5 separate regions of the Homo sapiens genome follow, and all the other regions are linked to region 3. A link is a loop called in an ENCODE intact Hi-C map of the cell type or tissue named here. Cell type or tissue: heart left ventricle. All regions are shown on one strand.

Evidence for each region. Peaks named below come from ENCODE experiments on the same cell type or tissue, not always from the same donor. Only the 100,000 strongest peaks of a DNase experiment are listed, where the experiment ranks them.
Region 1: it touches region 3 in a loop (4-fold over the local background); 25 of 110 quality-filtered maps call a loop at or near these places.
Region 2: it touches region 3 in a loop (3-fold over the local background); 5 of 110 quality-filtered maps call a loop at or near these places.
Region 4: it touches region 3 in a loop (4-fold over the local background); 7 of 110 quality-filtered maps call a loop at or near these places.
Region 5: a loop joins it to region 3, with 2.7 times the contacts of the local background. A loop is called at or near these places in 23 of 110 quality-filtered maps.

What each region holds. Positions count from the first base shown.
Region 1 is chr3:45,839,538-45,844,537 of GRCh38, reverse strand. LZTFL1 (leucine zipper transcription factor like 1) reads left to right here and starts at 2,419. Exons shown (of 10, transcript NM_020347.4): 1 at 2,419-2,549. The coding sequence starts at 2,547. In heart left ventricle, no CTCF peak of the experiment used is centred here; DNase peaks (open chromatin) are centred at 2,307 and 2,777; H3K4me3 peaks cover 2,165 bases.
Region 2 is chr3:46,425,603-46,430,602 of GRCh38, reverse strand. No RefSeq gene overlaps it. Among named protein-coding and RNA genes, the nearest start is that of LINC02009, 4.4 kb to the right of the region's middle. In heart left ventricle, a CTCF peak has its summit at 3,005; no DNase peak of the experiment used is centred here; H3K27ac peaks cover 441 bases.
Region 3 is chr3:46,076,582-46,081,581 of GRCh38, reverse strand. It overlaps a transcript of XCR1 not described here. Among named protein-coding and RNA genes, the nearest start is that of XCR1, 52 kb to the right of the region's middle. In heart left ventricle, CTCF peaks have their summits at 2,581 (motif pointing right) and 4,768; a DNase peak (open chromatin) is centred at 2,601; H3K4me3 peaks cover 228 bases.
Region 4 is chr3:45,964,817-45,969,816 of GRCh38, reverse strand. It overlaps FYCO1 (FYVE and coiled-coil domain autophagy adaptor 1), which reads left to right. Exons shown (of 18, transcript NM_024513.4): 7 at 52-142; 8 at 1,114-3,540; 9 at 4,692-4,784. Among named protein-coding and RNA genes, the nearest start is that of CXCR6, 24 kb to the right of the region's middle. RefSeq lists enhancers at 863-1,502, 1,503-2,142. In heart left ventricle, no CTCF peak of the experiment used is centred here; DNase peaks (open chromatin) are centred at 1,889 and 2,651.
Region 5 is chr3:45,984,685-45,989,684 of GRCh38, reverse strand. FYCO1 (FYVE and coiled-coil domain autophagy adaptor 1) reads left to right here. Exons shown (of 18, transcript NM_024513.4): 2 at 4,663-4,829. The coding sequence starts at 4,775. Among named protein-coding and RNA genes, the nearest start is that of FYCO1, 8.6 kb to the left of the region's middle. RefSeq lists enhancers at 1,136-1,636, 3,074-3,368. In heart left ventricle, no CTCF peak of the experiment used is centred here; a DNase peak (open chromatin) is centred at 2,893; H3K27ac peaks cover 5,000 bases.

The DNA of each region.
Region 1 (5,000 bases), 240 kb after region 3:
CAGTTCAATATTTATCAAACTTTTCTCTTTCCCATATAACCTTTCAGATTTTTACATTTTCTGTGTATCACCTATTTTTTTTTTACTTAATCATTTTCTTCATTTCCTCTTTCTACTTAAGTAAAGCCTCACCTTAGTCCCCCTGCATCCCCCCAAAATTTATAGTGCAGGGGCAGCTGGGGCTTTCTGAGTCCCTCCACTTCTTCCCTCAGATTTTCCCCTCAGATTTTTTCCTCAGACTCACTATCATGGCCACAGAACCTTGCACACAACAGGGGTTCTGTAAATAGTGGCAGAATGAGTGAATCTGTTGGCATCCCTGAGGAGGCCATGATCAGCTTTCCATTCCTCCTTTTGCCAAGTCTAGGTTGCAAACACCCTGAAACTGGTGGTCTTAGTATGATGACTGGGAACTTATAAAGTCATAAGTCTCATTTCATAATAATATAAAAAGAATTTATCTTCATTTTATTTATGTTGAACTCTGCTAAAAGGTAAAAAATGGACTTGTGTGCCTCCCTCCAAATTTACACACACACATACACTCACACATACACACATTTTAAAAAACTGTCACAGCAATTAAAATAAATAAAAACAGAGCCTAAGAAGATCACTAGTAAAGTAGGATGGAGCTGTTCTCCCTCACGGCTCGAATTGTTTGCTTTGGTGACCAACCCGCACTAGTAAACAACCTGAAGTACAAGTTCAGCCTTTTCATGAGCCAAATTCATCACTTTTGAGACTAAAATTCATGTTCAGATTTGCTGACACTATTTAGACAGCTTATGTAACAACACTCAACTCTGTTGGGTAGATTGGCTAATGGTGATTAACCTCCTTGGTATAGAAGATTTTAGATTAAAGCAGAATTTTAAATTACAATAACTAGCTGATGGAGTTTTGCAGAACAAATTTTAAAATCCCCAAGCCACAAATGTAATATTTGCATTATACACACGCTCCTTTCATTCCCTTGAATTGATAACACTTCGCAATCACAAGATTTGGCCTGGGAGAAAATAAACGAGCTTTTCAGCAGTGCAAGCTGATGACCAACTTTGTTTACTGATCAGTCATAAAAGTTTTTATGAACTTCATCTCGCACCCACAACACCTTGTAAAGTGACCCTCTCACTATGTGAACACAACGAATGTCTACAGAGGAAAGAACCACGTATTATGAGGATTAACTACTGGAATGGAATGTGTCTATTAATAGCTCATAGTAGGCACTAAATAATGGCAACCAAATTCAACAACACTCACTAAACAGAAATGGGGAGGTGGGATGGTAAAGGGGAAGTTTAACTGAGCTTGGAAGGGGTTAATATTCAGGGTTGAGAGAATCTGCCCTTAGGAATCTTTCAAGAAGACAGGGATCCTGCCCAAATGCCATTGCAGTGCCAAGGGTAGGGAGCCTAGCCAAAGCTGAAGTTGGGCATACCCACGCCACTGCCTTCAGGCCATCATTCCGTGCATTGGAATGCTCCAGGTGACACACAGGAGAACCTTGTTTACTGTTCTTGACCCAAGGCTTGAGATCCTTCTGTGGGCAAATGCCTGCACATCACCTCTGTATCATGTGAGTGAAGGACTCTGAGTCCCTGGTATTTGCAATAATCGATCTCATCCTACACTTGTCCTTCCAAGCCAGTGTTTCTAAGAGTGGTCCTGATCTGTGATCACTCCTGGAACATCGGTTAAAAAGTGCAGATCCCAAGGACCCAAGCTAGACTTGTGAATCAGAATTTCTGGAGATAAGGCCCAGGAATTTGTTCAACAAGCTTCCATAGTAGTTCCAGGCATATGGAACCTTTTGAAATTCACTGCTCTCGGAGAAAACCCATGCTTTTTGCATTTTTTTTAAATGGAAAAATGTTGCTAGAGACTTTTAGCTGGAAATATAAGAGAAGATAATAACAACACAGTAATAATAATGGGCGGAGTCATGGGGAGGGGTCGTTTGAAGCTCTATTTGAGAACCTGCTGGCATTGGTGTTGTTGGCCTGTCTCAGCCACCCTGATGCTCAGGTAGGAACTCCTGAAAAAAAAAAATGTCTGGGCCGCGCCCTATGAGACCATTGAAAGGTCTGGGATGTCCATTCATCCTTGGGGTCACCTATGCCACAGGAAGTTCTGGACAAGAACTTCCCAACAATCCATAAGCGGACGCCACGAGGCGCGAAGCGCGTTGGTGGCCACACGCAACTCCAGGCAGCCCAACCCTCCCGCTACCTTCTGCAACTGCAGTCAGCTCCCAAAAGTGAACTGGCACAAAAAGGTGGGACTTCCGGCCCTGGAAGCCAATGCGCATGTGGCAGTCAACCGGTTACGCAATACTTCCTGTCGCGTGATCCTGAGGACCAATGAAAATGCATAATTGCAGTCCACGTGCCTCGGTTTCCGTTAGCAACCAGAGGCTTCTAAACAACCTACCCTCCTTCCCCATTTTCTGTGGTCCAACTACCCTCGGCGATCCCAGGCTTGGCGGGGCACCGCCTGGCCTCTCCCGTTCCTTTAGGCTGCCGCCGCTGCCTGCCGCCATGGTGAGTAACCGACCCTCAGGCGCCGCACCGCGCACAGGAGAGAGCGCGGCCGGGGCTGGAGACACTGAGCGGGTGGGCCCGGAATGATTACGTGGCCTCGTTGGGTCTGGCCGCACCTCAGCCTCCCTGAGAAGGGGAGCTGCGCCGGGCGCGAGAGATTCGGTTAACCGCAGCCCAAGCCCTTCTGGGGTAATCCTGGGTGAAGCCTTTTCCCAGCAGCCCAGCTCCGCCGCATCGCTTCGTTTCTCTCCTGCCTGCGGGGGCTGGAGCCAAGGCACAACTCTTAGGTGGCAGGTGAGGAGAGATAGAGGAAACTGCTGCCGGCCTAAGGTGCACGGCAGGGTTCTTAACTCTATTTCAAGAAGCTCCAAGTTTACGCACACACACACATTAACACATACGCAGGGTTCTCACTCAGTTTCAGGAAGCTCTAAGGTTTACACAGACACACGCGCGCGCGCGGTAACCAGAGGAGCAGGGAGAACGAATCCAGCTTTCTGTGTGATTGAAATCCAACTTTCTGATGTGGAGGTGACTTTAAGAATCCCAGCACCCCGTATTACAGCTGAGGAATTTGGGTGACATTTCCTTTGTTTTGGCTTGCTCAAAAAATATCATTAATCCCTCCAGCGAATATAGCATGCCATCTTAAATACCAGTCATACTTAGAACAGTGCACAGCACTGAAATGTTCAGGAAAACGGATGAAACCAGGGTTGAGAGCACCACCTGAAATAGCTACTGAAATACTTCAGCAACCAGAATTTCTATTTAGTCCACACTGTGTTCCAAGCGCTGTCTGGGAGCTGAGAAGACACCTGTGAGCTAAACAGATTGCTCCCTCCCCTTCTTGAGTTTAGAGCCTCTCCACTCATTCTCTTGATTTCCCTAAAATATCAGGAGAACACGTTGAAAACAAATCACAAAAAAATTGGTATCTCTTCCTGTTCTATCTTCTGTCATTCCTTTCCATCAGTTAACAACTGAGGCTTTGGAATCAGGCTCAGGTTCTTCATTAGTAAATTGCAGATAATAACTACACAAGACTGTTAATATGATAAGTAAGATAATGCGTGTAAACAGTGCAGTACCTGTGAAAATATTAAGCATTCAGTATCTGATAGGTATTATTAAACTGTGCTCATTTTTATCATTACAGTTTCCTCCTTGTACTTATCTTAAATTGTATATGGATTTGTGGGCATGGTTAAGAACAGGGAACCCTTTCTGGTACCTTACCCATTTCTCTTCTATCCCCTTCCCCCTAAACACACATACACAATTTGTGGTACAATTTCAAGACACTAGCTTGGCAATGCTCTGGCAGGATTTCTTGCTGTATGTTTTCAGCTCTTTTTATTATTATTTTAACGGAATATTTCTACAATAAAATTCAAACAAATTCTGACTTCCCCACTTGGATACCTCCCATTGTTTCTAACCATTTTAGGACTGATCATCATATCTACCTCTCATTTAGCAGATAGTAAAACTAATGTCATTGGGGTTAAGTGACTTGGTAACAGACTGTTACCAAGGTAGATAGTTGCATAGCTAGACCTAAACCTGGTTTCTAATCCAGTGCTTTGTCTATTATACCACATATCTACCTATTCCATTTCCTCTCTAATGATTTGACATAGATACATATAGTATATGTGTGGAAGTAAAGGTTTGTGAATAGCCGTTTCCTAGGCTGATGCTATTTTTCCTTTTGAACTCAGCTGTCCACTTTTACCCCCTTTCTTCATTCCAATCCATTTTAAAGGAACTTTTCTGTCATTTACCCTTCTCAGTTTGAGTAATTTTTCCTTCTTGGTCCTGGGACAGTCTTAACTTTCCTTGAAAGGAGGGAAAGGAATGAACAGATAGGAATTGGCCACCTGCTGGCACAAGGCACTATGCTAGGTGTTGTGCATTATAAGAAATGGTTCATGCCCTCATAGAGTTTACAATCTACTTGGAAGAGCAAGACCTGAAAAAAAAGATAATCAATAATACGAGGTAGTAATCAGCCTGTGACGGTACCAAAGAAGTAGCAGAGATTATATATGCTAGGTTTTGGAGGAAGGCATACCTATAGAGTTACTGAGGGCATATTGGGAGATGGCACAGAGTAGGTGAAACAGGTTAGGCCATGAAGGGTGGGTAGGAATTCAGTGATGTGGTGGAGCATGTGTGTACTGGCTGGTGAGATCCAATTGTATGCATTTCTTCTTACCTCTTCATTCAGTGACATTATATTGGTGGCTTGAAATCAGCCATGATGGAAGTATTTATGCCATGGAAATCAGCAGTGCTACAAATCAGGCCCCCCTACCTAGAAAACCTGCTGTTAAATATTTACCATCATACCACTGGGTAGGATTCAGATTCTCAAATAGGAATGGAGAGATACTTTAGGATCAGAGTAACATGAGTGAAAGTCAAGGCAGGAAATTTTAAGTCATG
Region 2 (5,000 bases), 350 kb before region 3:
CTCAGGCTCAGCTGGCTCATGGCTCGTACCGGGGGGACCCTGTCCATGGTTGGCCACCCTGGGTTCCTCTAGTCTCCCGTTCCATGGTTGCACACACCTTGAGGGCACCCACACGGCTTGTCCATCTCCTGTAAAAACACAAGCATACTCTCTTCCCCACGTCAGTAAATCCACCAGACCTTTCCATTTTCCTTCTTCCAGGGATTTCCATAACACTTTTGGATAAATTTTCCTCTTTTCTTCTAACACTTGCCAATGTCTTTCTGCTGGAGTCTTACCATCCATACCAGGAGTCAAAAAATTTAAAGTAAATAAGGCTAAATGTAGTTTTTATTGAGGTGGTAGTTGGCCTCCTATACCCGCTTTTTGTCTTTTCAACATGCATTGTAATGTTTGATGTGCCTGCTCTATAATGCCTTGTCCTCTAGGATTATAAGGAATTCCTGTTTTATGGGTTATAGCCCAAAGCTGCAAGAAATTTTTAAAAGCATGACTAGTATAAGCGGGTCCATTGTCAGTTTTTAATTGTTTAGATATCCCCATATGAGCAAATGATGACAGACAGTGTCGCTGTACATGACCAGCTGTCTCACCTGTTTGGCATGTAGCAGGCAGCATATGAGAATAAGTGTCTATAGTCACATGAACATAGCTCAGCTTATCAAAGGTTGCTGTGTGTGTAACATCCATTTGCCAGATTTCATTTGGAGCCAAACCTCGTGGATTACATCCTTCTATAGGTGTGGCTCGAGGGATATACTGCATAATATAATACAAACCTGTAGGAACATGTGAGTAAGGGCGGAAGTATTTTGGTGCAGAAGCACATGAGATGGTTGAGCTTGCTGAAACACAGAGGCAATCAGTTTGTCTGTTTTCTCATTACTTAGAGATAGCGGCCCAGGAAGTTGTGTGTGAGAAGGAATATGAGAAATATGAAAAGGAGCTGCACTAGAACAAATAACTTGTTGAAGTCTTAAAAATAAATTAGCAGTTCTGGGTTTAGTGTACTTTTAATTGTAGCAGTTTCTATGTGACCGGCTACATTTACGACATAAACTGAACACAGACAATGTTGATAGGATCTGAAGCTGTGAGCTGTAAAACCTGAATGACTGCAATTAGCTCTGAGCATTGAGCCTAAACGCCAGAGGTCATTATTGTTTGAGTATGTTTTAGTCCATAGATAGCAGCACGACTTTTGGAAGAGCTTCTAATAGAGCTATGACACTCACTGCATGGCCCAAGGATCCATTCCTTGGAATCTGTGAGGCCAAGAACTCCAGGTCAGAGAACAAAAGGCTTGCCGCCATCTTGGGAGCTCTAAGAACAAAGACCTGCTGGTAACACTGACACATCAGCTCCCGTATCCATAAACCTATAAAATTTATTTCCTTTAATTTGTACTACACAGGTGGGTCTATTAGAGGCTATGGGTCGGGATAGATAGATTTCCCGTGTAGCTGTGCTCCCAAACCCTTTATTTCCTTGTTTCTCCTTTCATGGAGAAGGGTGTAATTTGCAGGGAATAAGTAATAATTGCACTATGTATTCTCTCGGTTCAAAAACCCGAAGATCTCGTGACAATAAAACTACTTGAATTTCTCCTTCATAATCAGAGTCAACAACTTCTGCGACTACAGTAATGCCTTCGCAAGTTAAGGTGGCTTTTGCCTAAAATTAGTCCCATATATCCTGCTGGTAAAGGTCCCCAAATGCCAGTGAGAATCTTGGTGGGTTTGTCTTCCCCACCTTATGTAACCCTTTCTCTGGCTGGGAGATCTAATCCTGCACTTCCTGGAGTTCCTCGGGTGAGGGACTCAATATGCCTCTGGGAACCCATGCCTGAAACAGGGTTGAGGTCTGAATTGGGAATGCCCTCATTGTTTGTGAGGCCCGGGTACAGGCCCCCATCTCATTTCCCAACAGGGGGGTGCCATTCTGATGAAATTTTGAGCAGCACTGATTAGCCGAGTTATTTCCTTTGTCATAGCGAGGACAAAGTCCTGGTGTTCTTTCCGCTGGGGGCCGGGGGGAAAAGCATTGTAAGATCCTTTCTGTCCTGAGATCTGGTGGCATTCCTTTTTAAAATGTCCAGTTTTTCCACAATTATAACATTTTCCCATTTTAGGGTTTGACCCTTGGCTCTTTTTAGATTTGTCAACAGCTAAATTAGCCATTGCTTCAGCTAACATTGCAGATCGATAAAGCTCAGTTGCTACATCTTAACAAGCTCTGAGAAAATTTCCCAAGTTTTTGTACACCTAACCGGTGCCAGTGCACATTTACAATCTGCATTTGCATTCTCAAAAGCTAGAGTAAAGGTTAGCATTTCTGCAGCCAAGGTATGAGGAATCTGATGCCTCACTGCCTCTTGTAATCTTGCAAGAAATTGTGCGTAGGGTTCCTGTGACCCTTGCATGATATGTAAAAATGATAGTACTGGGACTCCCTCTTCAGGAATTATGGCCCAGGCACATTTAGCAGCCTGTGTGCACTGCTGATAAGCAGCATTTGTGAGTGCTAGTTGATGTACCAGGTCAGAATAAGGGCCATTACCCAATAGCCTATCCTCTGTAATGTCTCCATTTCCAGCAGCATGGTTCTGTCTAGCCTGGTCTGCACCCTGTTCTTGCCAGTTTAAATTCCATGTCAGATATGCGCTAGCAGACAAGCAAGTTCATGCCAAGTGTTTCACATCAAAGGGTAAAAGACACATAGCACCAAACATAGATTCTAGCAATCCTAAAGTGAATGGGCTCTGTATGCCATTATTTACCACACTCACTTTTAATTCCTTTAACAACTTAAACTCTAGTGGAATGTGTTCATGATTAAGCTGCTGTGGATTATTTGGATCAGGCCTTACGGAAATAGGAAAAGTGCAAGGTCCTAAGGGCTCTCCAGCCGTGGTGGCAGAGCGTAAAATTCTTTGTATTGGGGTCTCTGTTTCTGCCACCGAAGGAGGCGGTACAGATGTTTCTGCAACTGGAGGGGGCGGTATAGGCCAATTTTTATCCTCCCTCTCCTATTACTTATTTTCAACTGGAGCTGTGGGTGGGACAACAGATTCTTTCAGTTTTTTACATTCAGCCTGCTGTCCCGCAGAATAACAAGGAGATAATGGCAGAAGTACAGTACGAACTAAACTCCAAGTGGAGAAAACTGAAGAATCAACTTGAAAACCTTTTTGATGAGCCTGTTTTCATCCTTCTGCTCTATCCCAATTTTCTACATCAAGAGTCCCTGCCTGTGGAAACCATGGGTTATGCATAATGACTTCCTGTAGCATCGTAGTTAATGTGAGAACTAACCTGAGCACCAGTTTGTTTCAACAAAACTTTAAGCAACTGCACATAATGTTTTTCTTCAACAGACCAATTCTGCCCCATGTTACCCTGATTCAGAAAACTTCCCATTCCCAGTACTACTTTAAGGCACTGCTCCCAGTAGCTCTTTAGGGCACTGACCTTATATCTGCTGCCGGCAGACTTGTCCCGGGATCCCCATTCACCTTGTCAATTTCAATTCCTCTGCTCCAGCAGATCTTCTTCATTCACATCCTCATAGTCCCTGTGTTCGGACGCCACTTGTAGAGCACCTGATTCTGTCGCTGTTCAGGGCGCCACTATGTAACCCACACGGACCTAGGGGGACTGAACAAAGTGGGGTGAAAGCGGGAATAAAAGACATGAGACAAAAGAGCATATTTGGAAGAAGGGGTCAGCGGGCAGTTTGCCTCTAGTGGACAAGGGCCCTGAGCTTTACACAGCCCTCCATATTTATTAGGCAAAAGAGATAGCAGGAAGAGGGGCATGGAAGAAGGGGTCAGCTGCTGGGTCCAGAGTAGGCTTGCAAGACTGCATTCTCCAGATGTCCCAGTAGATAACCTCAAGGAGCTCGGTGCCAGGAAGTGATTGCCCTCAGCAAACCTTCTGGCAGTGGGAGCAGTCGTGAGTTTGCCCACATCCTGCATTCATGATAAATAGCTTGCTATTTGATCATAAAGCCTCCAGTGGAATGCTGAGTTGGTTACGTCCCACAGGCCTTTGGCTCCCTATTTACCCCTTCCAGGTTATTAGCCATGACTTTCCCTCTTTGTTTCTCTTTTCTATACTTTCCATGCATTCTACAGAATAAAGTATCCTGGGGCTTTAAAGTAATCTAATTCCTACTGAATCCAAAATAATCTGATTTAATCCTTGAATTTTCAAACAATTTCAATGAATTTCGTTTTTCACCAGGGTTTGGACCTCCCCCATAATAAAATCCCTTATTTCTTTTTGCCACTTCAGTCATAAAATCCAACCTACCATTTTCCATTGAAAGCTGAGTCTTTCTTATTTACATAAAAATTGTTGGATGTATCTATGGACAAACCAGGGGAAATTAAGTGTGTGGTGGGGAAGTGTTAAGAGGGCCTCAGAGTGGCTGCCGACCAGCTCCATGCATCCCTAGGTGAGTCCCCATCCATTCTCTCCCTCATTCTTAATGTGTTTCCAAACAGGTGAGGAACAATGAAAACCAAGTCGGACATTCTAGTGCTAATTATATAGAGAGAATTTATGTAAAATGTGATAAATGCAAAATATTTCATCAGAAGGAGTATTAATGTTAAATAACCTCAACTCACTAGTAATTAGGCAATCATTTTCATTGATTAGCACAATTTAAAATTCAAGTTGCTAATGATATTCAGTATTGTGAGGATGTAATGAAACAGATAGTCTTATTCAGTATCGGCAGGACCGTATTATTATACATACCCTTAGAAGGACAGTTTAGCAACATCTCTCAACATTTTAGGTGAGAAATTTATCTGCAGCTGGTGCCTCGGTGCTGATGCTGGGGGATACTGGTGAGCATGGCGCAGCATTGGATGGGGGGCTCCAGGCTTCAGGCTCCATGCTTCAGACTGCAGGACCTGGAGCTGCTTCCTGCATCACAGCAGGGCTGCTACAGTGTGCTCTGGTGCAGAACTGGCAGGGGTGCCTGCAGGC
Region 3 (5,000 bases):
ACCTTTAAAAAGAAAAAAGAAATCTCCAGTTACAGGCCATGATTTTTGATGATTTCATCTCCCCAGAGCTCTCTGCAGAAGGAACTCTTGATTAATTTTGAGTTCTTAATAAGAAGTATTCTGAGACTGTGGCAGTAATGGAGGATATCACCTTTAAGAAATGCAAGTTCATAAGTTCCTTCATCTAGTCACGTGGGCCTTCCTGTTATTATTTTGAAGAGAGAGAGCTGGTGTTTTCCAAATGGTGTGGATCACAGGCTGAGCAGAACTAATGAGACAGCCTTTGGCCAGGAGAGGTTAAAAACTTCAATTAGTTTGGCCATTGAGTTTTTATTATACCATTGGTGTGTTTCACCAGTCCAGAGGATTGGGGGTTAAAAGCACAATTGGAATATAGGCCAAATGTTGCAAATGGATTGAATTACTTGACCAGTAAAATGTGTTTCTTGGCCGTTCTGGAGCTCAGATGAAACTCCCCATGAAGGAATTATCTTTTCTAATAACAATTTTCTTACTACTTGGACCATGGCTCATTGGCACGGGCAGGTTTCATCCCAATGAGAAAACACATAAATTAGCACCAGAACATATCTATAACCCTGAGACAGGGGCAGCTGGATAAAGTCCAATTGCCATATATCAAAGGGTCCTAAAGGTAAAGGAAAATGTCCCTGTAACCTATGAAGGAGTTTTCCAGGATTATGTTTGGGACAAACCATCAGCAAGAATAAACAAGAGGGGATGGTTTCCAATAATATTGCTTTCCCCAAGCTGTCGTTTCATCTGGATTCCAATGAGTCAGCTCATAAACACATCATTTAAAGGGTAATTGAAGCCCTAAGGGAAAGATTGGTCTATCATTAAGTCCACATCATAAGCCTGTTTCTGGGGAAAACTTGGTTCCTTTATCTTTCCTGAGGTCGATTTCCTTCTTGAGAGCTCCTGTTTGTGCTGCTTCTAATAAAGTTCTTGTTTGTTTGTTTGGCAGGGGGGCTGGGGTTTTTTGTTGTTTTTGTTTTTGAGACAGGGTCTCGCTTTGTCACTCAGGCTGGAGTGCAGTGGCACAATCTCAGCTCACTGCAACCTCCGCCTCCCTAGTTCAAAAGATTCTCATGCCTCAGCCTCCCAAGTAGCTGGGATTACAGATGTGAGCCACCATGCTTGGCCAAAGTTTTAAATGGGTAATAAGTCTGTAAGGACATTTCAAGGTATCTATTGTCTGATGTAACCTTCAGGACTGCATTCTTAGCGGCATTGTCAGTGAAATGATTGCCTTTGCTCTCTGGAGTATCTAATTTGGCATGACCAGGAATTTTTATATTTTTATGAGATTTCAGTTGGGGACTGCTTCCAAGAGGTTGGAGACTTGTTGGCTTTTTTTTTCTTTTTTTTTTTTTGAGACAAGGACTTGTTCTGTTGCCCAGGCCAGAGTACAGTGGCACGATTATAGGTGATCTTGGAGGCTAGCATCAGGCATTCCATTCCAGAATATTGTTAAAAGGTTTTTTTTTTAACTGTTCAAAATAATTAAGCACAAATTCATCTGGCCTTTGAGTATATTGTTGAATTATCTTCCACTCTACATTTGAGGAAAGACCCAGGAAATGGCATCACAGAGAGACTTGGCTAAAGTGTGGATCTTCTCATGGTCAGCTTCTGTTTGTTTTTCCAAATCCTCTGAGGGATTTTTCCAGATTGCCTTTTTTGCCATTCAGTGGCCCTGCCTTCTCATACCAGCATGTGAACTAATTGATAAAGGTCAGAATATCTGGGCTTATAAGTCTGGACAATTAAAGCAGATTGTTCTGCAAACCCTATGGGATCTTGGAGCAGGTCAGGGAAGTCTTTTATAATATTCTTCAGTTCAGTTTTTGTCCAAGGGGTATACATAATAGTGGTCTCACCTCTTGCTGTGGTTTTACCTGAAAAGGGGCTGCCAAAATGGGGTTTCAGGGAGGGGGTTCAAGTTCTAGGGAATTTCCTAAGGTGGTAGTGGGAGGGAAGGAAGGGCAGGACAGGGGACTTGAGATAAGAGAGGATATAAAGGTGCAGGGGTAGGATGAGGAGAAACAGCTGGAAGTGGAAGGGAGGAGGGCTTCAAAGTCTTTTTAAATTCAGAAATAGATTTAGGATCTTTTTGTTTACCTCTTGGATTGAGGCAATTTTCTCAGAATTTATCTTAAAAAAACTCTAGGTGCCATTGGAAGTAATTATCCTATTTCATGTTCTAAAACCAGCTTTTTTCTCTATTGTGCACACAAATGAATCATTTTGGGCATTTCAAAAGACCCACATTTTGGCCATTGTTGATGATCATCCTGGGCTATATGGGTCCGTTTTCCTAGATATTTACAAGAGGATGTCTCATAAGTGTTGTACATAAAACCAGATGGTGTTTCTAACAATGGTTGTCCCTTAAAAGAGCGCTCAGATTTTCAAGCTTGATTTCCCGTAACTTAGGAACTTCTTAAAAATGACCAAGGCCCAGGATGTGTTTGGGTGGAAGTGTGGTGCTTACGAGCACTGCTCCTCTAGGTGTCACCCAAAAGTCATGAGTTGCTCTCTTACGTTGTCTCAGAATGCCTCTAACCACCAGGTGGCACCAGAGTGCTAAAGGTATGAGCGATCAGTCCCGTATTTTATGCCCATGCAGATGATCGAGTCCCTAAAAAACGTTCTTGTGGTGAGGAATACCCTACGAGCGTCCTTTATATCCTAGACAACAGCCTTGACACCTCTGCAAAGTCTGCAGAGACTCTGCAAACTCTGCAAAGTCTCCAGTCACCTAGAGCACTCCAATTGGTCAAAGTGAGCAACTGCCCTTTCTCCATAGCAAGAGAACTCACTCTCATGCACTTTTCAGTTTAGAACTAATAGGAATTGGTCACAGATGAAACATCCAAGTCTGAATTTCAAACAATAGGAAGCAGCTGCAATTTTAAAAGCGTGCTATGTAAAGCAAAACCACCAATGTCAAATTGCCAATGCCTGGACCCAGACCTCCCTTCCCCAAGGCAGAGGTGAAAAAACGCTGTTCCCCCTACCCTTTTTCTTTTCTGGAACCCAAATCTCCTGCCCATTAGGCACAGATGGAAAACTCCCATTCTAGTAAGGGAGGATCGGAAAACATAGCTCAGGCAAAATCTAGACCTTCAACCAAAAAATGGGAAAGGCCCAGATCTCAGCAGGACTCATACCTTACATTCAACAATTTCTCTCAAAGTCAGAATACAAGAGGTTCCCAGAGCTGGCCAGGCGCTGAGTCTGGGAGGTAAGTCAGATAGTAGAGCCAAGGGGGTTATTCTGAATCCTTCTCATGGCACCAAAAATGCTGACCCCAAAGGAAGAAGATGAGGCACAAAATATATTCATAATTTTGAAGACTTTACTTGAGCCAACATGAGGCCAGCTGCTCAGGACACACTTCCAAGTTGCTTTGGGGAGTGCCGCATCCAGCCTTTGTTGCGAGCAGGCTTTTTAAAAAATAATTTCAACTTTTATTTTAGATTCAGGGGGTTACATGTGCATGTTTGTTACATGGCTATATTGCATGATGCTGAAGTTTGGGGTACAAATGATGCCATCAGCCAGGTAGCGACCATGGTACCCAATAGGTGGTTTTTCAGTCTTTGCCCCTTTCCTTCTCTCCCCACTCTAATAGTCCCCAATGTGTGTTGTTCCCAGCTTTATGTCCCTGTGTGCCTAATGTTTAGCTCTCACTTATAAGTGAGAACGTGCGGTATTTGGTATTCTGTTCCTGTGTTAATTCACTTAGAATAATTGTCTCCAGCTGCATCCATTCAGGCAGGTTTTTAAAGACAAAAAGTGAGCAAGGAGTGGACTGATACAAAGCTATTTGACAGGAATTCTCATTGGTTTGCAGAAATAACATTGATTAGTGATTGGCTTTATGTTGTTGAGCTACAGCAGTGGTCCCCAAAATTTTGGCACCAGGGACGAGTTTCATGGAAGACAATTTTTCCACAGACCTAGGAGGAGTAGGGGAGATGGTTTGGGGATGAAGCAAGTGCATTACATTTATTGTGCACTTTATTTCTATTATTGTTACATTGTAATATATAATGAAATACATGACTCACCATAATGTAGAATCAGTAAGAGCCCTGAGCTTGTTTTCCTGCAACTAGATGGTCCCATCTGGAGGTGATGGGAGACAGTGGCAGATCATTAGGAATTAGATTTTCGTAAGGAGCATGCAACCTAGGTCCCTCGCATGCACAGTTCACAATAGGGTTTGCACTTCTATGAGAATCTAATACTGCTGCTGATCTGACAGGAGGAGGACCTCCGGTGGTAATACTAGAAATGGGTAGCAGCAGATAAAGTTTTGCTCACTTGCCTGCCCACTGCTTACCTCCTGCTGTGCAGCCTAGTTCCTAACTGGTCTGCGTCCCAGAGGTTGAGGACCCCTGAGCTAGAGGATATGAGTTGTGGCATCCATGATTATGGTATATGGCATTTTATAGCTACGTGGCATCAGTTAGTCCAGAGCCCACAGCAAGTGGCTTCAAGAGGTAACTACTTAGCTCAAGCAGGGACTGAGATGTGACAGCTTTTTACTCCAAAGCCTTTCTGGGCTGGATATATTAAAGGGGTTTGTATTCCTCACATAAAAAGTTTCTTTTCTCTCTCAGTGCTCACACAGGGGTCAGCTTTACCCCAGTGAGATGAAATTCAAGTGCAATCCTTGACTTCTCCTATGGCAAGTCCAAGTATTCTTTCCTCAGAAGTGACAATATTACTTCAATAGAGGGCAGTGGCCCACAGCAAATTTCTCTAGCATCTGGAAAGTGAAACTATCAAGAAGGCCAACCTGATAAGGTCAGTTTGGGACCATTGAGGTATAGCCCCTTGTTTTCTATGCCCCAGCATAGAAACTTTCCTCCTTCCCAGGGAAATATGTGAACTAAACAGGAGCCACAATTCTGTCTTTTAACTTTGCTGCTGCTGATTTCAATGATATCCTATTTTTTTTTTTT
Region 4 (5,000 bases), 110 kb after region 3:
TGTTAGGTTTCCTGCTCTGAATACAGGTATGTCTGTTTTGTGGCCCCACAGGAGGACGCTGACCACTGGCTCTTCTGCTTACCTGTGGAAACCCCCTAGCCGCAGCTCCAGCATGAGCAGCTTGGTGAGCAGCTACCTGCAGGTAAGGCCAGGAAGGCTGGGAATTATCTTCCTATAGCTTCTACCAGGGTATGTCCTTGCCCCTAGCAACTCAAGGGTGATGTTCTCAGATGCCCGTTGTTCCAGCCAGAGCAATAGAACCACTCAGTTATGGCTGCTGTTCCCGGGAGTCTGGGTTTTTCAACCAAATAGAATCTAGGCTCTCTTAAAATTACATTCTTCTAAATGATTTTAAAGTATTTTAAAAGAAGCAGTTTAGCACCGTGGTTAAAAGTGACAAGAGTCAAATCCTGATTCTCACCTACCAGCTGTGACCAAGGGGAAATTACTTAACCTTCAGCTCTCTCATCCACAGGATGGGGATAATAAAACTCATTCTAGCTCATAAATGAGGAGTGCGCATGCACTTCTTAAGCATATGTTAAGTACTTACGGGCTTGACATATGCAAGGGCTCAGTCAATGTTAGTAGGTAGTGGCAGTTTGTTAATTTTTTTTAGAAATGTGAATTTATCACAGCTGTATATAGTTCTGTGGAAACTGAATAGCAATTAAAAAAATTAAAATGATCAATATAAGGAGCATTAAGAGTAGAAAATAGATGAATCTTTTACCTTATTTTGTGGCTTAATCATGCCAGGAGTTGCAGTTACGGGTATGGCACAATGAATGAACAACAGCTTAGATATAACTGAATTTATCTCAGAGACAACGTCCATTAAGTTAATAAGGCTGAAGAAGGCTGGATGGGAAATGCAAGTCTGTATCTCAGTGGAGCTCACATGGGTGGCCTCATAGCTTTGGAATGTGCTGCTGAATCTGTGGCAGATGCTTTGAGCAAAGGGATTCTAGTCTTTTGAATAGTTCTTTAGACTAACCTTAGGGCAGGTAATGCCTGTATTTTTACCTCTGCTCTCATTAAACTCTAAAGCTTTTCTAAATAGCCCTGTAGCTTCATCCTAAAGCCACTTGTCTTTTGTGTTTTCCCTCCCAGACTCAAGAGATGGTGTCCAACTTTGACCTGAACAGCCCCCTAAACAACGAGGCATTGGAGGGCTTTGATGAGATGCGACTAGAGCTGGACCAGTTGGAGGTGCGGGAGAAGCAGCTACGGGAGCGCATGCAGCAGCTGGACAGAGAGAACCAGGAGCTGAGGGCAGCTGTCAGCCAGCAAGGGGAGCAACTGCAGACAGAGAGGGAGAGGGGGCGCACTGCAGCGGAGGACAACGTTCGCCTCACTTGCTTGGTAGCTGAGCTCCAGAAGCAGTGGGAGGTCACCCAGGCCACCCAGAACACTGTGAAGGAGCTGCAGACATGCCTGCAGGGCCTGGAGCTAGGAGCAGCAGAGAAGGAGGAGGACTACCACACAGCCCTGCGGCGGCTGGAGTCCATGCTGCAGCCCTTGGCACAGGAGCTTGAGGCCACACGGGACTCACTGGACAAGAAAAACCAGCATTTAGCCAGCTTCCCAGGCTGGCTAGCCATGGCTCAGCAGAAGGCAGATACGGCATCAGACACAAAGGGCCGGCAAGAACCTATTCCCAGTGATGCGGCCCAGGAGATGCAGGAGCTAGGGGAGAAGCTTCAAGCCCTAGAAAGGGAGAGAACCAAGGTCGAGGAGGTCAACAGACAGCAGAGTGCCCAACTGGAACAGCTGGTCAAGGAGCTTCAGCTGAAAGAGGATGCCCGGGCCAGCCTGGAGCGCCTGGTGAAGGAGATGGCCCCACTCCAGGAGGAGTTGTCTGGGAAGGGACAGGAGGCAGACCAGCTCTGGCGACGGCTGCAGGAGTTGCTGGCCCACACGAGCTCCTGGGAGGAGGAGCTAGCAGAGTTGAGGCGGGAGAAAAAACAGCAACAGGAGGAGAAGGAGCTGCTGGAGCAGGAGGTCAGGTCTCTGACCCGGCAGCTGCAGTTCCTGGAGACCCAGCTGGCACAGGTGAGCCAACATGTGAGTGACCTGGAGGAGCAGAAGAAGCAGCTCATTCAGGACAAAGACCACCTCAGCCAGCAGGTGGGTATGCTCGAGCGGCTTGCTGGGCCGCCTGGCCCAGAACTGCCAGTGGCAGGTGAGAAGAATGAGGCCCTGGTCCCTGTGAACTCCAGTCTGCAAGAGGCCTGGGGGAAGCCAGAGGAGGAGCAGAGGGGCCTGCAGGAGGCACAGTTAGACGATACCAAGGTGCAAGAGGGCAGCCAGGAGGAAGAGCTCCGGCAGGCCAACAGGGAGCTGGAGAAGGAGCTACAGAATGTGGTCGGGCGTAACCAGCTCCTGGAGGGCAAGCTGCAAGCCCTGCAGGCCGATTACCAGGCTTTGCAGCAGCGGGAATCAGCCATCCAGGGCTCCTTGGCCTCCCTGGAGGCCGAGCAGGCCAGCATCCGGCACTTGGGTGACCAGATGGAGGCGAGCTTGCTGGCTGTAAGGAAGGCCAAGGAGGCCATGAAAGCCCAGATGGCAGAGAAGGAGGCCATTCTACAGAGCAAGGAGGGCGAGTGTCAGCAGCTGCGGGAGGAGGTGGAGCAGTGCCAGCAACTGGCAGAAGCCCGGCACAGAGAGCTTAGGGCTCTCGAGAGCCAGTGCCAGCAGCAGACCCAGCTGATTGAGGTCCTCACAGCAGAGAAAGGCCAACAGGGAGTTGGCCCACCCACTGACAATGAAGCCCGTGAGCTGGCTGCCCAGCTAGCCCTGTCTCAGGCGCAGCTGGAAGTCCATCAGGGGGAGGTCCAACGGCTGCAGGCTCAGGTGGTGGACCTCCAGGCCAAGATGCGGGCAGCCCTGGATGACCAGGACAAGGTGCAGAGCCAGCTAAGCATGGCTGAGGCCGTCCTGAGGGAGCACAAAACCCTTGTGCAGCAGCTGAAGGAGCAGAATGAAGCCCTTAACAGAGCCCATGTCCAGGAGCTGCTGCAATGCTCGGAGCGTGAAGGGGCACTGCAGGAGGAGAGGGCCGATGAGGCCCAGCAGAGGGAGGAGGAGCTGCGGGCCCTGCAGGAGGAGCTGTCCCAGGCCAAATGCAGCTCCGAGGAAGCACAGCTGGAGCACGCTGAGCTGCAAGAGCAGCTGCACCGGGCCAACACAGACACAGCTGAGCTGGGCATCCAGGTTTGCGCACTGACCGTGGAAAAGGAGCGAGTGGAGGAGGCACTGGCCTGTGCTGTCCAGGAGCTCCAGGACGCCAAAGAGGCAGCCTCAAGGGAGCGAGAGGGCCTGGAGCGCCAAGTAGCTGGGCTGCAGCAAGAGAAGGAGAGCTTGCAGGAGAAGCTGAAGGCGGCCAAGGCAGCAGCCGGCTCACTGCCTGGCCTGCAGGCCCAGCTCGCCCAGGCAGAGCAGCGGGCCCAGAGCCTCCAAGAGGCTGCACACCAGGAGCTCAACACCCTCAAGTTCCAGCTGAGTGCTGAAATCATGGACTACCAGAGCAGACTTAAGGTAATCCTAGCTTCAACCACTTGGGCTCTACCCCTCTCCCTGGGCAGGCCTGGTGGGTCCATGGGAAGATGCACCTTTAGCCATGAGGCAGGTGAGGGCTGGAGAATGTACTGTGGGTGCAGGCAAACACCTTGTGGCCCTTTCCTATCACAGCTCCCAGTAGCATCTTTCTCTCTGCAGGAATATGTTAGGCGCAGAACATTGGGAGTGATGCCTTAGCCCAGAAGTTTAAACTCAAGACCATTGCAAACAAGATTAGCCCACACAGAAGTTTGTAAAACTAGTAGCCAACATTGAAAGAGCAGGGTGTTTACAAATATAGTTTGAGGGCTTTTGAAAGCCTGCGTCCTCACCTTGCCCCCGCCCTGTGGCAGCAGTCAGCAGGAACCTGAGGGTGTCTGCCCACTTTAAAGGAGGCACACATCCTCTGCACTTTTCCTTACACTGGTTTCTGTACTTGCCCAGCCCCGCCGGGCATGTGAGTGTGAGAGCCCTGACTTGGCCTCTAAAACCCCTGCAGAGGGCCAGCAGTTCACAGCTGCCTCATGTCCTATCTCTGAGTTCTTAATGAATAACCAACCCCATCAGGTGCTCTCCTGACAGCAGATACAGGGAAGGGAACAAGCTCACTTCATTTTTACAAGGCCCTTGGGACAGACAAGTTAATGAGATGAGCAGTTACTATGTGCCTTTGATAGTACACAAAGATGAGGGGTTAAGGACTGTCTAGAGTGAAGACAGCGCAGAATGGCCTGGGGCTTTGGTTTCCAGGGCTTGCCACTAGTCTGTCTGCATCAAGGTCTGTGCACTCTCAGGCTACTCCTAACCCTCCTCTCTGAGGCAGCTCCACCGCAGTGCCACAGATGTGCCTCCCCACCCAGTGCCACCCCACTCCGTGAAACTCCATGTGGCTTATAGCCAACTTTTTCCCTTGCGGAAATTAAGTTCTAAGTTTGGGGACCAGGCTAAGTCTCTTTTCTTAGTAAGCTTGAAAGTGTTTCACTATTAATAAACCCAAAGCTCATTGAGGAGCCAGTTTGCAGGGAAAAAGAGAAAGTTAGCTTGGTTTTATCTGTTTGGGTGAGGGGGCTGAGGGATCCTCAGAGCAAGGACCCTACTTTTATGTCCTCTTTCTTTCTTGTCCTCTCTAGAATGCTGGTGAAGAGTGCAAGAGCCTCAGGGGCCAGCTTGAGGAGCAAGGCCGGCAGCTGCAGGCTGCTGAGGAAGCTGTGGAGAAGCTGAAGGTAGGCCCTGGTAGTGTAGACCTGTCAGGGAGAGGGCATCTGGTGTGGTTTTGACTGGACCATTTAAGAGGGCTCCCTGCATGCCTCCAGATTCCCAAGCTGAAGCCGTCCTCAGTTCACCTTTGTAGACACCCTAGTTTGTACCCTGACCCCCTCCATCCATTCCCTGGACACCTGGCCGGAGCTGCCAAATGCAGAAAGGAAATAAGTGTCCTC
Region 5 (5,000 bases), 92 kb after region 3:
CAAAGCCTCAAGTTCTCATTCCCTTTATGAAAGAGAGAAGATGACAAGCAAAAAGGAGTGTTTGGGAAAGATGACCCAGGCATGCAGTGGGTTAACACTTTAATCATAGGTCCAAGGGGTTGGGTCACCTAATGAGTCTTTGTTCACGTGTGCTGAAATGCCTGCCTCTGAGCTGGCCTCTGGCAAACTCCGGAGCACTCTCCTAGCCACCCTCTTGAAGCTCTGGGAAGGGCAGTCTGCCTGCCCACTGATTGTTCCAGCCCCTGGGCCAGCAGGACCTCCAGGCCTTCGAAGCTGCAGGTACCAGCCAAGTGCCTCCCTTTCTGTAGGTGGTAACTAGATAGTTGCCGTTGGGTGTGCTGAACCAGGCCTAGGCAATGGACTCTTCCAGAAAGGCTTTTCTGCCTTTTTAACCATCCTTGTCCTTAACATTCTTTCTTGGTCAGGGGAGACTTTACAACTGGTAGGCTCCTCCTTATTTGGGACTGGGGGAGGAATCCAACTGTAAGGTGTCCTCTCTGGGTCAGCCCTTAGCTATTGTGTTGGGAGCAAAATTTTGAAGGTGGAGAAAGGTTGACTTCCACGCCTCCAACCTCCTCCTCCCCTGATGATTCTTCTTTCCTTGTGTGACTACTCAGATGCTGTCTGAGCCAGTTTCTGGGCAATATTATGAGTATTAGTCACTTGGACCATAGCATAAATAGGTTTGCATGAGTCAGTCAGCATCTTTGTATCTTAATTTGACTAAATTGCCGTTGCTATTGTTTAAGGCATTTAGGGCATCTGGGCAGGTATAGAAAAAACTTGGAGGTCAGAGAAGGTCCTTTACTTCTAAAATGATATCTAGGTCATGACTAGGAACTCATACAGTAGTACCAAGTGAAAAATAAGAATTTTAAAAAATGCATTGAGTCCCTTTTCCTCTTTGTCAGAAAACTGGATGTTTTCAGACATTTTGGATAGGCTTAAACATAATTTTGAGTTGTTGGCAAGGAAATTCAATGCTTCCAAAGATTTTATAAAACGCATTTCTCTGATATTTGAAAGAGCCTGTCAGAGACAGCAACGAAGGTTTTTACATGTTGTGCAACAAGGACTGTGGGTTTATGAGGTGATTGGCACACTGGGGGCCCTGTGAGGTGTGTGAGTCCTGGAGTCCTTACGCTGGTGCTGGGGCAGCCGTGGTAGTATGTACAGAGCTTTGAGTGTCTCCTGAGTTAGGAGAGCCATTTGCTAATGGGTTGTAGATGTCAGGATCAGGCTGGTTCATGCCAGGAGTCTGTGATTCCCTCAATGAAAGGGCAAGCTTATCTAGAGACACAAGGAAGTTGGCCATGTTTGGAGAGTGATCTTGCCCATTCTGTGCCTTTTGTTGGTTAGTAATGACCTCAGACCGAGACGGAGGAGCAAGGAGGGCAAGATGCTGAGTTCCTGAAAATAGCATCCCCATGGTGACCATGTTCTCTATGGAAGCTCTGATTTACTTCCTGAATCCCTGTGAGGTGATGACCCAGAGCCAGAGTGGGGAAGCCCACCACACCCCACAGGCCTGGCAGGCAGTTTCTTAGGGCTCATTATGCTGGTGGCGACACAGGCTCTTTGAAAAATCAGCTTGTGTAATGAGTGGCTGGGAACAGCTCACCCCACGACCTGGGAACTTGACACCAGCCAAGAGCACACTCCCAAGGTCAGACAGAGAAGGTCTCCTGCCTTGGGCTCACACAAGGGCAGTGTCACCAAAGCACCAAGAAGTCTTAAAGGAGTGTGTTGCCATCTGTGTTCAGGCTTATGATGCTGTTTGGGTTTGCAGACATTGTTTCCCTTGTGCCAGACTCCAGTTAGGGCTGGTTTCCAGAAAATCCAGCTGGTTGGTTCCTTCATTGTCCTGGCCGCAGCCCGGATGAGTTACTCAGGATCTGTTGTTGCTATCACCTCCTTCCCAAGCTCCACCCTCTCCACAGACATGGTCAGAAGTGTACACACAGACCCAGTGGGCTGCATTTAAAGATCACAGGGTATCACTCCAGTCGTCTTTCTCCAGGATTATTTCTCTCAGAGACTGCAAACTCCTCTGTGTTGGCAGCAGCCAAATAAGAGGAATGCAGTTAGAGAAACAGCCTTTACTCTTGTGTGCCTCCGTCCCAGCATCCTTTTCTTTTTGGCTCTCTCCAGTGACTGCCTGTTCACTTTTTAGGCCTGGCCATCACAGAGTGTCTACCACTTCTCCCTTCCCCAAGCTGAATTAGATTTTCCCTTCCTCAGATCCCACTGCATTTTTTTTTATAAATTCATCCCAATGCTCCTTTTTTGTGAGATATAACTTATAGTTATATGAGTTGTGACAAGTGTATGTTTGTCAAATACATATAGTCATGTAACCATCACCGTAATCAAGGCAGTAAACAGAATTGCCCCCCATATTTTCCTGTGCTCCTTTGTAGTCAGACTCTCCCTTCTCCCCTAGACCCTGGCAGCTACTGATGTGATTTCTCTCCTAATGATTTGCCTTTGCCAGAATAGCATATAAATGGGATTGCACAGTTGTGGTGGTTTGAGAGGCTTCTTTGACTCAGCACAGGGCATTTCAGATTCCTCCATGTTGTTTTGTATGCCCATAGTTCATATCTTCTCAGTACTGAGTGCCCATGACTTTTTATCCATATCTCTACGTGAGCCTCTTCCATTGTATCTGGATATGTGATATTTTTCCATCTGTCTCCTTGATGGGTAGCCAGGCTCTTCCAGGGCTGGACTGTGTCTTGTGTGCCTCTGTATCCCCAGCCTGCATGTAGCAGACACTTGACGGAATGTGCTGGGGCAGCTGTGTGTTGATAGTGGAGGTTCTTATCCTCTCTGGCTCTCTCTAGGGCCCCGGCTGGTCCCTGCTCAGGCCTGTGTTCAGCTGGTGACCTGGAGAGACACCCAGGGATGGGCAGGCAGGCTTCTCATAAAGCACTCCCATCCTCAGTTTGGTGTCCCTGATGGATGGGTGCCAACACTTGTTGGGAGGTTTGGGGGGTTCTCTGTGGCTCCCCTGAAGCTCTTCTCTCTGGGACTCATGAATTCCTGGGACTGTGGTACGGGCATGTGTCTGTTTCCTTCCTAAGCCAGAGAAGCCCTCTTTGGGCCTTGTTTGCACTGAGTCACAGCTACATTGGCTAGTTAGTTAAAAATAGGCTCTAGTTATCTCTGCCCTGTGATAGGCCCTCTCCTCGGGCAGAGGCAGGAATCCTTATGTAAATATTTGGAGGAGCTTGTGGCTGGGGTGGTTTCCATGCCAGGATCTGCTTGCCTGGACTCCTGGAGCCACGAGGGCAAGGTGGCAGTGGGAGAGTGAGAGGTGGCATGTGTTAGAACACTCAGGGTGTTCACATTACTTGGGAGATGCTGGAGTTCATGGTAGTACCTCGAGCCGGTGGAAGTGGTTGGTCATTTGCTGTAGTGACAATGGCTGAGTCTTAAAAAGTCAGTAGGACTTATTGGAAAACCACCAGGTTTGAAATCAGACTGACCAGAGTTCAGTCTCTGTGATTCCTCGCCTTACTGGCCCGTGGCCTAAAACAAGTTACATGACTCCTCTGAGCATCATTTTCTCCTTTGTAAACAGGGACGATGTTATCTGCTCCACCAGGGTGATTGTGAGAATTAAAAGTGATCATGTGTGTAAAGCACGTAACAGAGCCCTGCACGCAATAGACCCTCATTTAGTGCCGGCTGCCACCACAGCCAACTCTAGTCTTGCTATCTACTTTGCCAGCAAACATTACAACCTTGCACTGGATATCTAAGGGAAGAATGAGAGGTTCTGAAAGGACGTAGGATCTCCAGATGCATGTCCAGACCTCTTTCCAATGTGCTCACATCTCTTTAACTTCTGTTGGCCTTCAGCCCTACGGGTAAATCACTTCAACAGCTGCCCATGTAGGGCTGATAACTCAGGACTCACCAGCTGGGAGAGGACTGTAACCAAACTTAAAAATAGAGACACATCCATTGCCTGGTGCAGGGGCTGTGCAGGCCTCTGGAGAGAAGGCCAGGCAGCATCTGCACACCCAGGCTGAGTTGGACTCTGGGCAGCTGGAGGCTTCAAGCCTCACGACGAAGGGGACCCTGCCAGGCAAGCCCGGCTTTCCTTGGTCCAGAAGTTCTGAGGGTATGTGTCCTCATCCTCTCCCCCAACTAGCACTGCCTGGCTAGAGACTGACCATTCTTCAGAGAAAGAAAGGTGGAGAGGGTGTGGGGCCAGGTGTGGGGGAGATGGGGATCCTTAGGCTTAGCAGAGCTGTCTGAAGCTGGGCTGCACTGATTCCGTGTAGCCTTTGGTATAAGGGGATGGAGAGAGCCACTAGGTGGCTTTTTAAAGGAAAGTAAGGCAGTCCTATCTAAGGTGAATGGAAAGTGAGCTCAAAAAGATAGGCTGCAATATGATTGATCTAATTTCTTGTTTAGCCCCAAACCAGGTCACTGTGTCTGAATAGAAGTGTGTCAGAAACAAACCAGAGAGTGCCCACAGAACAAGGCCCACACAGAAAGGTCAAGCCCTCCTGTTGAGGGAATACACCCAGATAGGGTGACCTTTGTGCCCAGAGCAGAGTTCTCTAATATTGTCGTTAAATTGTGTCTGTATCTGCTTCCTCCATGGCCTCCCCTTCCTCTGTGCAGGTGCCACCATGGAGTCTGACCACTGCTGAGCAGACAGCCACCGAGGGCCGAAATTCTGAGCCTTCCTCTGGACCCAGGCAGGAGACATACAGACAAGAAAGGCAAACTCACCATGGCCTCCACCAATGCAGAGAGCCAGCTCCAGAGAATCATCCGAGACTTGCAAGGTATGGTAGGTTGCTGGGCAGGCTGAGTTTGGTTTTGAGGGACTTGTGGCAGGGCTTTTTGCTGTTGCCAGTTGAAATTCAACCCTTTCATTTTTGTTCACACAACGAGTAATTGGAGTCCTCAGGTCACATCATATTGAAATATTTGGGTCTCAAATATCCACCTTGTGT